2 separate regions of the Homo sapiens genome follow, and region 2 is linked to region 1. The links are chromatin contacts, found by Hi-C or POLR2A ChIA-PET in ENCODE. All regions are on one chromosome and are shown on one strand. Each heading gives the region's core, a stretch centred on a gene start or an enhancer-like site at or near the end of the contact. The rest is flanking DNA. Distances are from core to core; before and after follow the strand shown. Region 1 overlaps PRKCE (protein kinase C epsilon). Region 2 overlaps PRKCE (protein kinase C epsilon).

Evidence for each region. Hi-C counts contacts between places; a loop is a spot of excess contacts on that map. ChIA-PET counts read pairs that join two places held with the same protein, here RNA polymerase II (POLR2A). Pooled maps may share reads with other maps.
Region 2: a map of adrenal gland shows a loop between it and region 1 (2.4-fold over the local background). The contact joins two enhancer-like sites. A Hi-C loop is called at or near these places in 26 of 168 maps with a recorded cell type or tissue (B cell, CD14-positive monocyte, GM12878 and 16 more), 37 of 37 single-sample maps with no recorded cell type and 26 of 50 pooled maps. POLR2A ChIA-PET finds 5 or more read pairs at or near these places in 9 of 52 experiments (B cell, BJ, GM12878 and 6 more).

What each region holds. Positions count from the first base shown.
Region 1 is chr2:45,665,750-45,672,804 of GRCh38, forward strand. The region is part of intron 1 of PRKCE (protein kinase C epsilon); the gene reads left to right. Among named protein-coding and RNA genes, the nearest start is that of PRKCE-AS1, 6.2 kb to the right of the region's middle. RefSeq lists a silencer at 7,018-7,055. Within about 2 kb of position 3,507, at least 4 of the 41 ENCODE cell types and tissues checked have a DNase peak (open chromatin) inside an H3K27ac peak, as active enhancers do.
Region 2 is chr2:45,705,826-45,712,510 of GRCh38, forward strand. All of the region lies in intron 1 of PRKCE (protein kinase C epsilon), which reads left to right. It also overlaps the pseudogene TRQ-TTG5-1. Among named protein-coding and RNA genes, the nearest start is that of PRKCE-AS1, 34 kb to the left of the region's middle. Within about 2 kb of position 3,471, at least 3 of the 41 ENCODE cell types and tissues checked have a DNase peak (open chromatin) inside an H3K27ac peak, as active enhancers do.

The DNA of each region.
Region 1 (7,055 bases), core at 2,257-4,756:
ACAAAAGTATTTGTTGTTCATATGCAATTCAAATTTAGCTTGGCCTTCGATTTTTCTTTGCTAAAGCTGGCAACCTAGGCTTCTGCTTCCCACTACCCCAATAATGAAACATGCCCAGGAATGGATCTGCTTGTCCTCTTGTCCCTGTGAGGGCAGAGGAGGGAAACGTAGCCTCTTGTTAAAATAATTCCAGCCTTGGTGTAAGTAGGTAACATATTTTTGATGAGGGACCCCTTTCTAGGGCTTCTAGAGTCATGGAGAAGGCCTCCTACCTTAACGTTTGAAGTTTATTCCCTGCCATTAGCCTGCTACAGGACCGCTTCCTTCTCCTCCCCTGATGGTGAATATCAGGGCTCTGTTCATAGAAGGTGCACAATTCCTGGCCATGACTACCTAGCTGGTTTTAAAAAATATTTCCTTCGTTTTAGAAAAGAATATCCCATTTAAGCTCCAGGTGCCTGAGTACTAATTCATGGAGACAGCTATAGGAGGGGTTTTTATATCTTTATTAGTCTGGTTCCCTGGAATCCAGGGGATTTGTGTATGAGTTGTGTGGGGATCATGGCACTAAATACCCTTCCGGTTGCTCAGAACCCACCATTGTCTCCTGCCAGCCCCAGTTGCCTACATAGTGAAGTCTGCTCATCCCTCCAGACATCCAGGGCCCTGTGTGGTTTGCACCTCCCCGGCTTCCATTTTCTGCCAGGTGGATCTCTTATCCTCTGGGGTAGGAACCTTCTGCTTGAGGGCTTGTTTCTAACTTTCATACCCAAACTCTTTCTATCCCTTCTTTGTGCTCTGCTCTCCCATATCCCCATCCCTGGGATACTCTAACCAGCCATCCAAATCCCCTTCTCTTTGGGCGATCATTCCCAGAATTCTCCAGGCTACAGCTCTTTTGGCTCTTGGAATTGCGGTAACATTTACTGTTTGTGCCCTCCGTTTAAAATTACTGATGCCCAGTGTTGATGCTTTCTCTCTTTTCTTTAGCAGACACAGAAGAGGTCTGTTCCTGAGGGTAAAACTCCTGCCTTTTTGTGCTAATGCTTGGCATATTGCCCCACACATAACAGATGCTTGATTGGTTAAATTTAAAAACAAATTTATTTAAGTGGGGGTCTTCCTCTGTCACCCAGGCTAGAATGCAGTGGTGTGATCATAACTCACTGCAACCTTGAACTCATGGGGTCAAGGGATCCTCTTGCCTCAGCCTCCCAAGTAGCTGGGATTATAGGCACACACTACCATGCCTAGCTAATTTTTAAAAGTTTTTTGTAGAGGCTGGGTACAGTGGCTCATGCCTGTAATCCCAGCACTTTGGGAGGCCGGGGCGGGCGAATCACCTGAGGTCAGGAGTTCGAGACCAGCCTGGCCAACATGGTGAAACCCCATCTCTACTAAAAATACAAAAAGTAGCCGGATGTGGTGGCACACACCTGTAATCCCAGCTACTTGGGAGGCTGAGGCACGAGAATAGCTTGAACCCTGGAGGGGGAGGTTGCGGTGAGCCGAGATCACACCACTGCACTCCAGCCTGGGTAACAGGTTGAGACTCTGTCTCAAAAAAAAATTTTTTTTTATCGAGATGGAGTCTCACTGTGTTCCCCAGGCTGATCTCAAACTCCTGGCATCAAGTGATCCTCTCACTTCGGCCTCCCAAAGTGCTGGGATTATAGGCGTGAGCCACCATGCCCAGCCTGGTTAAGTAAAATTTTAACATGAATTTATAATATTGATCTAAATAATAGACTTCCTTTGGGTATTTGCACTAGGGTATTCTCCTTTCTTCCATAACTGAAGAGAGTGTAGTATTGTAAAAAAAATTGCATGCACGCACACACCTGTATGAACTTTAAAAAAGGAAAAGGCCAACACATGAGGAGGATTTTTATCTTTTACTTCAGCATTATTGTTAAAAATTAGTTATGTTTATTTTTTAGAGCAGTTTTAGGTTTATAAAAAAATAGGGCAGAAAGTACTGAGTTCCCATATACCCCCTCACCTCCACACCTAGTTTTCCTTGTTATTATATATGTTTTAACTTCAAAAAAAAAAAAGTGAAAAAGGATGCAGCACAACCACCAGATATGGAACCAAGTGGCACTGTGGTTAAGTGGAAGGGCTTTATATGACAGGGAGATGGATTCTAATCCTGGTCCCACCACTGAACCAGTCGTGTGACCTTTTGACAAGTTGTGTAACCTCTCTGAGGTTTCTTCATCTGTAAAACTAAGTCAGTACTATCTATCTAATTGTGTTTGAAATAAATAATATAATGCATAGAAAGTGCATAGAAAAGTTCTTGTCACGGCTGGGCACGGTGGCTTATGTCTGGAATCCCAGCACTTTGAGAGGCCGAGGCGGTTGTATCACTTGAGGTCAGGAGTTCGAGACCAGCCTGGCCAACATGGAGAAACCCCGTCTGTACTAAAAATACAAAAATTAGCCGGGGATGGTGGTGAGCGCCTGTACTCTCAGCTACTCAGGAGGCTGAGGCAGGAGAATCGCTTGAACCTGGGAGGTGGAAGCTGCAGTGACTGAGATGGCGCCAATGCACTCCAGCCTGGGTGAGAAAAGTGCTTGTCATGTGATAGAACACACAAAAATGTTTGCTATTGCTATTATAATACTATTGTAAAATATAAATTGTGGATGATGTGGTTTGGGACTGAAGATATTGTCGAAGAATCCATTTGGTTTATAATTCTTTATGTCCGACAGTTACTTGGGGCTAGGGGTTGCTTGTCATCTCAGTGGTGTGTCCTAGACGGATGGTCTTTCTCCTTATAATGAGTTACATAGGAAATGGCTGTGGTTTGCCAAATGTCTATTTGCTGCCCACTGTCAAGCATTTATAGGCTAGCATATATTCATAAAGTACTACATTCACAGTTTGCTAGTTCACTTTTCACCCTCTCGGTGCTAATGAGCTGTGTGACCTTGATGAAGCTGAAACCTCTCTGAGCTCCAGCTTCCTCAGCTGTAAAATGGGAATAGTCACATTGGCCCTGCTTATCTCACGGAGTTGTGAGACTCATTTAATATGCATCCGAAAAGAAAAACATGTCACACACATGTAAGTAATAGTGATGAACCACTTTGGGATTCAGGGAGGGGGACGGCCCTTTCGTATACAGTTTACAAATGGAGAAACCGAGGATAAAGGGTGCCTCTTGGTAGGGACTAGAATGGGACTCAGACCTTATTTCCCCAAGTCCCTGATCACACTAAGCAACATTTGGGTTTCTTAGCCAAATAGTCTGCCTCATTCTTTCACATTGTTGGGACTGAAGATTTAAAATTAATCTGTGGGTTTTGTTTCTAGGAAACTTGTGTCTTAGAAGCCCACCCCCTCACACAAGAGAACGTGTCTCTTTCTCATTGCTTCCTTATCCCTACTTGGCTCTTTAAAAATTTTTCTTTATCACTGCTTATCATATGACTGTGCACAGACAACCGTAAAGCCAACTATTTTAAGGGGAAAAGGGGAGGAAGACAGATAAGACAGTGATTCAGAAACAAGCAGGAAAATGGAGTCATGTGGCTGTCCCCTTGTGGGTGGGATTTACAGCAGTGTTTTAGACTAAGAAAGCCTCCTTTTCGCCTGGAGAATGAATTAGGCCCATCAGGAATGTGTTTTAGAACCCGGAGGGAGCACTCCTTCACAAGTCTCTCATGTGGCCAGCCTCAGTGCTGGGCTGTGTTCTCTTACCGCGCAGCGTGGCTGAAGCCTCTGCTCTGTGCCTGGGACTGGACTGAGCTTGATACAGTGGGGGCTCCAATAGAGAGGTCCTGGTGCTTGTCCCCAAGGTATAAAAAAGGGAGAAATGGCTACTTGAAAAGACTGATCTGATCACATCAGTTTCAGGGAGGGCAGGAAGAAACTAGGCCTTGTCCTACTCTGTTCGTAGAAATATAAATTAGCGGCACCTTTTTGGAAAGCAAAAAGGTAGTATCTGTGAAAATTAAAATGTATATCGGCCGGGCATGGTGGCTCATGCCTGTAATTCCAGAACTTGGGGAGGCCAAGGTGGGCGTATCACTTGATGTCAGGAGTTCAAGACCAGCCTGGCCAACATGGCGAAACCCCGTCTCTACTAAAAATACAAAAATTAGCCAGGCATGGAGGCAGGTGCCAGTAATCCCAGCTATTTTGGGGGCTGAGGCACGAGAATCACTTGAACCCAGGAGGCAGAGGTTGCAGTGAGCTGAGATTGCACCACTGCACTCCAGCCTGGGCAACAGAGTGAGACTCAGTCTCAAAATAAAATAAAATAAAATTTATATAATCAAGACGATCAAGTCTGTTATTAGTTATCAGTCATACATAGATGTGTGACGCACTAATATTATTTAAGTAATTTGCCTCTGCTAGCTGAAGAGGTGGCTCTATGGACACCCCCACCCAGTAAGTCGGCCGCGTGCCTTCTCTAATGGGATTTGAATTTTAGGAAAGTGAGGCATCATCTGACTCTTTCCAAATTTAAATCTGTTAAGAACCTTTAGGGTTTAATATGCTTTTTGTATAGGCTCCATTTTTCTTTCTGAAGGAGAAAGACGTGAGAAAAAGAGAATAAAGGCATATCCTGTCTAGGCTATTGGTTTTCAAACTCTGGGTCAGGACCCTCAATGAAGTTGATGAAATCAATTGCGTGGATCTCTACAACAATTTTAAATATGAAAATTGAACAATATACACATTATCAGAATGCTTTGTATGCAATATGAATAAATATTGCCTTATAAAACTCCTATTTCAGTTTTATTTATGTGAGTACGTATGATCTTAATTCTTACTGTGAGTCCCAGTTTAAAAAAACATTGAGAAATATTGCCCCAGAACACAGTTTCTCATTCAATCTAATTTTAATGAGTACCAGTAACATGGAGAAAAGAAAGTAAAGAGGATAGGGTTCCCTGCACTCAATAAACTTACATTTTACTAACCCAAACAATTCCATAAAAGCAAATATGTTATCATTCCCCAGGGAAAGACTGACGAAGGATTTGTAGAGGAGGTGGCTTTTGACCTAGGCCTTGAAGGATGGATCGGATAGACTGGTTCTGAGAAACCTGCCTGACTACTCCTTAGTAAACAAGTCTCTGACGACAAATAATGCTGCAGTGCCCTGATGAACAGAAATACCTTCTGTGGCCTGAAAGCCCCCATCTCTTGAAACCCCTGCAAGTGGCATTCAACATCAGATAGTGGTGCTTCAGGGTTCCTGGGTTGAATTGTTGGAAATTCAAGGTCAGAGAGCTTAGTTCATGCCCTGTAATACAAGGCGGGTTTCCTCAGCTCTAGCCATACTTCAACTGGCACTGGAGAGTTTTGTACCTTCTGATCAGGAATGCAGCATCTTTGGAAGATAAGGTGTTTGCGGCCTTACCCCTCAGGAGACTGCACAATGGGGATACATTTATTCAACAATTTGTACTGTTTTCTTTTGATTCTCCCATCAAACTTGTATGGTAGTGAATATATTCAAAGCGGGAATTAAGATATTCCTCTTAATTTGACATTTCAGGACAAGACCCAGGGAAGTTAAATGATGAATTGGGGGCCAAGGCAGATGAATGAGCACCTGGATGTCTTGCTTTTTAGGACAAAGGTTTTTTACTGCACATGCACGGGTATATAGTCTCCCAAACACACTAGGTACAGGAGGCCTAGGGCCTGGCCTAGAAGGTATTGATATCAGTACCATTACACATTTAATACCATTATCCATTTATGCATTTAAGCTCTATTTAAAAAGGCAATCAAATGAATCAAAATTTCTTCTTTTGTTCTTTCCTTCCTACCTTATTCTTTGCCTTCCATTCCCCTCTGCCTCCCCCCACCAGCCTTCTCTCACTTTCTTTCTCTTAGAGAAGATTAGGTAGGGGAAAGGTTCGTAGACCATTTTACCTCCAATTGAAAAAATGTAAATCTGCTATATAATAAGAGATATTCATTAAATCTTCATTTCTACATAAAAATATAAGAGTTCAGAAGTTTAGTGACTTGATCAAAGTAAAAAAAAAATCCAGTAGAGGACAGGTATGGTGGTTCACACCTGTAATCCAAGCACTTTGCGAGGCCGAGGCAGGGGGATTGCTTGAGGTCAAGACCAGCCTGGCCAACATGGCAAGACACTGTCTCTACAAAAACATTTTACAAATTATCTAGGCATGACGGCATGCACCTGTGGCCCCGGCTACTTGGGAGGCTGAGGCAGGAGGATCACTTGAGCCTAAAAGGTCAAAGGTACAATGAGCCATGATTATGCCACTGTACTCTAGCTTGGGTGGCAGAGTGAGACCCCCTGTCTCAAAAAAAAAAAAAAAAAAAAGAGGAAAGGAAAAAATCCAGTAGAGACAGAAAAAGTATGAGTAAACAGGTTTCCTGATTCCTAGTAAGGTACTTACATTGCTATATCATGCTGCATCCAGTCACCATTCATCCATCATGCTTCCATCATTCATCCATCTCTACATCCATCCATCTGTCTATGCATCCATCCATCCATCCATCCATCCATCCATCCACCCACCCATCCATTCATCCATCTCTATATCCATCCATCCATCCACCCATCAATTCGTCCATCCATCTCTTCATTCATCCATTCATTCATCCATCTCTACATCCATCCATCCATCCATCTATGTATCCATCCATCCATCTATTCATCTATCTCTCCATCCATCCATCCAGCCAGCCAGCCAGCCAGCTGGACAGCCAGGCAGCCAGACAGCCTGTCAGTTTATTGGTCATATAGTTGATGCTAATGCCATGTGTCTAAAATTTTTAGTAAGGGAGTCTGATTTATTATTATCATTATTATTTTCAATTTGCTTTTCAGCTATTGACTGAGGTTGCGGCAATTGACCAGACTACCCTGTGGGCTGATAAAACCTGAAACTTGTCTATTTGGTTGAGATTACCATTTGTCTGTCCCTCAGTGGCTGGTCTTTACATGTCAAGAGGATGGTAAAAACTGCCATAAGGGACTGAACACAGTGCCTCACGCCTGTAATCCCAGCACTGTGAGAGGCTGAGGTGGGAGGAT
Region 2 (6,685 bases), core at 2,221-4,720, 40 kb after region 1:
TTCTGCCTGGCTTTGTAGCTGAAGATAATGAGTTTGTCCAGTGCAGTGGCTGTTGGGACCTGGGGTCTTTCTGAAGATGATTGTAACCTGGGTGTGGAGTGGGGCCTTTTGTCAGTTGCTTTAAGTTAGATATCTGCTTCGGAGCTCTGTGTCTGGCTCTGTTCCCCAGGTCATAGTAGCCAACAAAGGGACCTGGTCCCCTGCAGTTGGCCCTTGAATTTTTTCTATTGTTTGAGAACTAGAAATTATTTCTGCCAGAGATTTCACCTGAGAATACATCCAGGTGAGTTCTTGAGGTTAGGGTAGGATGAGAAGCAGTAGAAGCCCTGGGGGAAAAGAATTCTGAGTTGATGCTGGGGTAGGAATGCCACAGGACTGGCCAGGAGAATAGTTTCACAGCTGCTGTTGTAGTTGGCAAGAGAAAGAGGCTGTGAAATGAAATATTACACAGGATTGCCTTAGACACTCAATGGAAAACTTTTTTCCCTCCTTCCACCAGAGGAAATGAATGCATGCTGATGGTAATGAGAAAATGAGGCTCTGAAAGTGCCTGCTTTTCCTTCATTTTCATCTTTCCCTTCTTTTCTCTGAATCCTCCCTGCCCTTGTGTCAAGCTTCATTCCTGGTTCTCCCAGGTCGGAGGAACTTGAAGCAGTGTTTGTCAACCAGTCTTGACTGAGAGGTGTCTGAGAAGACTGGGCTCTACCCTTGCAGGAGTCAGATTGGGTTCCAGAATGATCTTTGCTCTTGTTTCTGCTTTGAATGAATGGTTTGCACATGTCTCAATCTCTGGCATCACATCCCAGCAGTATCTTCTCTCCTGTTTATCCTGAGGCAGGATTTTGTATTGGCCGCCTGATAGTTTGGCCCCCCACAATGAATTAAATTTCAGGAGCAGGAAAATGGGAACCCCTGTCTTCTGTGTGTAAGAGAATCTAAGAATACTGCATGTGACTCATGGTAAGAGATTTGATCATCAATAGCAAGAAATACCTTTCATTTGAACTGTGTCTTTTAGTTACCAGAGTCCTTTCTCATTCCTTATTCCTGTGAGAAGGCAACTGGGGCAGAGGGTGGTTAAGTGATTTGCTCAAGATCCCAAACAGAATAAGCAATGACAGACATGAACTGGTTTTGCTTTTCACAGGTCAGTGGAAATTGAGTCGATTTTCCACTTTGACTGGGGAACTAGCTCTCTCCCCAAAGATGGGGGTCTTGGCCAACTCTGGAATTCTGTGATTTTATGACTGTTATATTCCTCAGTCTAACAAATACCACATCTGAGTCTGCAAGAGCTGGTGTTTGATGATTGCAGTGGAAGTCCCTCGTGGATCGCAGTTCATTACTTCACAGGCAGATATTCCTCGGCTGGAGCATGTGTCCCAGAACTTACCAGGTCTGCTTGCAGCCCAGGCCTGTGCATCAGTCCCCATCTGTTAAATGTGGAGGCTGCTGCCTTTCTTCTGCTCATCAAGAGTGAGTCCTAGCCAAGATTGTAATTGTTACCAAACATCTGAATTCACTGGAGAGGCAGGAAGGGTGAGTGGATAATAACACCTTATATTCCCATAGAAAGCTTTGTACTTCCCAGAGCCATTTAAACATTGATTATCTCATTCTAACTTCAGAACAGCCTTTATTATCTTCATTTGACAGATGGGGGAGAAATGGAGGCACAAAGGATTTGTCACTTGGCCAAGGTCACAAAGCAGACTCGAAGCTGGTCCTGTGACTTGCTCTTGCCCCTGTGCTTGTCCTTTTGGGAGAGGCTTTATCTGTTCATGGAAGTCAAGGATGTTTCCTTCAAATATTTTCCCCTCAGCCCCTGCTTTTGAGGATCTGCACTGGGGGAGGGAGAACATTTCTTCTGTGGCTTCTCATGTCTGTGGGACACACAGTTCGTGACGAATATGAAATAAAATGGAAATAGCTCCTGCATCCTCCCACACAGACGAGCTGAGAGTCTGCCTCTGATGTGAGAGCCAGCATGGAAGGAGCGATGGCTCTGACTGTCCCCTTCTCCTTAGTTCCCAACTGCCAAGCCAGGAATCAGACCTGGGAGTGCAGGCATGAAGCTCCAGTTAGGCAGGCCCCAGCCTTCCTGCAGCATGACTTATGTCTGGTACCCCTGCGGGTTGCATTCCTGCTACTTCTCATAAGGTAGACACAAATTGGAGGCCTCCTCGATGGCAGGCAGTGCATGAGGAATGCTGGGATGCTGCAGGGTGCTGCACATGTTTCCTGCCTTCGGTGAGCTCCTGATCTACTACCAAAGTCCGCCTCTGTCACTCCTCCCTACGCATCATAGGTTGGACTCGAGAGCCTGCAGATTTCCTTTAATGTCTTCCTGGGCAGAGCAAGTTGCTAAGCTGGGGCTCCAGTCCACAATCATCAAGTGCCACAGAACAAAGCTGTGAGGTCAGTTGTAGCAGAGATGGCTTATGTGTCCACCAAAGCCTACATCGTGGGAAAACAGCTAGACTACACCTCTCATTCCCTTATGACCAGGTGATATGGCTTGGCTGTGTCCCCACCCAAATCTCATCTTGAATTCCCACATGTTGTGGGAAGAACCTGGTGGGAGGTAATTGAATCATGGGGCCAGGTCTTTCCCACGCTGTTCTCATGATAGTGAATAAGCCTCATGAGATCTGATGGTTTTATAAGGGGGAGTTTCCCTGCACAAGCTCTCTCTCTTTGACTGCTGTTGTCCATGTAAGATGTGACTTGCTCCTCCTTGCCTTCCACCATGATGGTGAGGCCTCCCCAGCCACGTGGAACTGTAAGTCCATTAAACCTCTTTCTTTTGTTAATTGCCCAGCCTCGGGTATGTCTTTATCAGTAGTGTGAAAACGGACTAATACACCAGGTATGGCCAGGTGTGGTCCTGTGGCTCAATTCTGGCCAGTGGAATGTGGGTGAAAGGAGTAAGTGCTTCTTCTAGGCCAGCCCACAAAAACCTCCTGGGTCAGTGTCCCAGGTGCCTTCTCCCTCTGTTGGCTTAGAGCAGCCAGTCATAGTGGTCTTGGGGGCCATGTGTTGAAGGTGGCAGAGTCAGAAGAGGGAAGGAGCCTGACTCTCCAAATCCCTGCTTGGAAGAGAGCCACTCCTGTGTGGATAGTAGCACACAGTTTCACCTTGAATGGCAGTGAGCCACTATTTGGGGATTTACCTGTTACTCTAATATACCAGTTTGAGGGACAAAGACAATGGCTTGAGTCAGGATCATGGATTCAGTCTGGATGAGACAAGTGGGATTTGTGGAACTTACTGGCGCTGCTGCTCACACCTGGAGCTGCCTCTGGGTGTGAAAGAGTAGGAGGTGAAGACCCCCAATTCCCTTCTGGAAGAGGTTAGTAGGGCCTACCAGAGCTTGGTGGCAGGTGCTGGTCAGGAGCACCCTGGGCTGGGGCCAGCATACCGGGCAGACCCAGCCAGGCCAAGGTGGCAGCTGCTCCAACCAGGCCAAGACCCATGCACTGGGTTCTCAGCCTTCCTGGGTCAAGGCCAGAGGGCTGGTGTGATGGAAGATGCCCCAGTTCTGGCAGATCTTGGCTCTTGCTTCATGCCCTATATCAGCCAGCTATTTGACCTTGGACAAGGCCCTTCTCTGGCCCTTGGCATGATTCCTTTCATTTGCAGCAGCTGGGTGTGGACTAGATGATCATGGATGTCTATGAATGTGAATTTTGAAAGCTTTAGTACAGACTATGCTCTAGGAGTTTTTAGAGTTCCTGGGCCACCCCATCCCCATTCTGGATTCCAAGGCTATGGTTCTGCCTTAGTGTGACTGCTGCAGCATGTTGTCAAACAGCACTTTGACTTTCCCTGTGACCCTAAGTCAGGGACTTCCAGATCTAAACTCTTTCAAACTCTTTTGAATAAAATGGAAGGCATCTCATCTCCAGTCCCCATCTCTATTCACCTGGATATTGTGACATCTCCCACTGGGAGAGATGTCTCCTGTCTCCCCTGTGACCATGTATCTTTTTTTTTGTTTGTTTGAGACAGTCTCACTCTGTCACCCAGGCTGGAGTGCAGTGGCATGATCTCAGCTCACTGCAACCTCCACCTCCCAGGTTCAAGTGATTCTCATGCCTCAGCCTCCTGGGTAGCTGGGATTACAGGCACATGCCACCACGCCTGGCTAATTTTTGTATTATTTAGTAGAGATGGGGTTTCACCATGTTGGCCAGACTGGTCTCGAACCCCTGACCTCAAGTGATCCGGAAAGTTCTGGGATTACAGGCTTAGGCTACTGCGCCTGGCCCATTTATCTTATTTAATTAACACGTCCATAGCACTGGCTAGGTGCTGGGCACCGTTCTTGGACTTTTCTGTGTATTAACTCACTTAACCCCTGTAACAACCTGATGATGTAGGTACTATCACTATCCTCATATGACGGGTAAGAACACTGAGGCCCAGCCTGAGAGATTAAGGAACACATCCCCAGTTTTTCAGCAGTAAAGCAAGAGGCCAAGCTGGGATTTGAACCCAAATAGTCTGGCTTCAAAGTCCATACCCTTGCCCACTGAGGTACACAGCCTCTTGTAAGTACTCCTTGAAAGTCCATACATCCTCCAGAGTCTCTAATATGTCCTCCTGAGAGCTTTGCTCTCCTGCTTCTGAATCTCAGTCCTAGATGGTCTGGTCTCAGTGGAACCCTGGAGTGTTTTTTAGCTCTATTTTCTTCTGTATATTTTCCTGCATGTTTTTCTCTTTGTGAAGCCTGTCCATAGATTAATGATTCCATTGCCAGGCCCCAGGCCAGGATTCCCAGTCCCAAGAAGTGGCAGGAGAAGGCTCTGGACATTGCGGCTCCAGCATGGCCCAGAGTATGCCCAGGGCTTGGGGACTGGCTGTCACAGGGATTTACGGCTGTTACTAACTGACATCTTGTTTTTGCCAGGGCCAATCAGAGATGCTCAGGCCTGACTGATATACCATTGTTTGCCACCCTGATGTTTCTGGAGCTGAGGCCTGCAGACCCTCACCCCTAAAGGATCGGGGTGTTTTACTGCCTGGCAGGCCAGATGACACAACCTGACTTGTCTAGAGGCTGAACCAGGGGTGCTGGGAGAGAGGGGGGACCTTGCCTTCTCTCGCTTAACATGGGGTGGGAAAAATCCAGCCAGGCAAAAACATATTCCATCTGATCTCTCACTATTCTAAGTATTCAGTCTTTTTTCAGGTTGCTGCCCCCTCCCTGTCCCCTGTCCCCCTCCCTGTGGTTTTTGTGCTTTTAGATTGAAGGGAGCGCAGCTCAGAGCACGAACTTTGCAGTCCCAAAGATTAACGTGCAACTCAACCACTTACTTACTCTATGTGCAGCCACAGGCAAGGTACTTATCCCCTTTGTGCCTCAGTTTCCTTAGCTATAAAGCAGGGAGAAAAAAGAGTGCCTACCTCACAGAATTATTGTGAGGACCAGAGTAATAGACAACAGCTGCAAGGTACTTTCCACAGTGCTGGGCATATAACAAACAAGAGATCATGGACATCATGACCAAGAGCGAGGACTCAGGCCAGACTGCCTGGCTGCAAATCACAGCTCTGCTACCTATGACCTGGGTGACCTGGAGTAAGTCACTTAATGTCTCTGTGTCTCAATTGCCTCATCTGTAAAATGGGGATAATGAAAGTCCTTATTTCACAAGATCATTGCAATGATTAAATGAATTAGCATTTGTAAAGCACTTAGCGTGCCTGGTGCCTAGCAAATATTCAGTACTTGTTAAATTAACTATATAAGTGTTCAAGACATGTTGGCTATTACTTCTATTATGTTTCCATTATTGTTATTATTTATGTAATTTTTTGAGACGAGTCTTGCTCTGTCACCAGGCTGGAGTGCAATGGCATGATCTTGGCTCACTGCAACCTCTGCCTCTCTGGTTCAAGCAATTCTGCCTCAGCCTCCCGACTAGCTGAGATTACAGTCATGCGCGACCATGCCCAGCTAATTTTTCTATTTTTAGTAGAGATGGGGTTTCACTATGTCGGTCAGGATGGTCTTGATCTCCTGACCTCATGATCTGCATGCCTTGGCCTCCCAAAGTGCTGGGATTACAGGCATGAGCCAACACGCCCGGCCTCCATTATTATTAGTAACTTTATATTATGTCCTATAAAGGAGGCAGGACAAATACTCCTATTTCACTCTGCAGATGAAAGGTTATGTGACGGGGGCAGATCCTCAGTTTAGCCCCCACTGTTACTTGAGTAAAGAATTACATCTTCTCCACACTGTCTGTGTGCCCTCAGGTGTTCCTGTTGACAGTTGACCTCTTGCCACTCTACGGCCTGTCCTTTTTTTTTTTTTTTTTTTTTTTTTTTGAGACAGAGTTTTGCTCTTGTTCCCCAGGCTGGAGTGCAGTGGTGCAATCTCGGCTTACTGCAACCTCCACCTCCCAGGTTCAAGAGATTCTCCTGCCTCATCCTCCCGAGTAGCTGCGATTACAGGCATGCACCACCACGCCCAGCTACAGCTAATTTTTTGTAGTTTTAGTAGAGACGAGGGTTCCCCATATTGGCCAGGCTGGTCTCGAACTTCTGACCTCAAGTGATTTACCCCACCTTGGCCTTCCAAAGTGCTGGGATTACAGGCATGAGTCACTGCGCCCGGCCTGTCCTGTCTTTTTGACACCCAAATCTGATCATGCTATTCCCCCTGCTTAAAGCC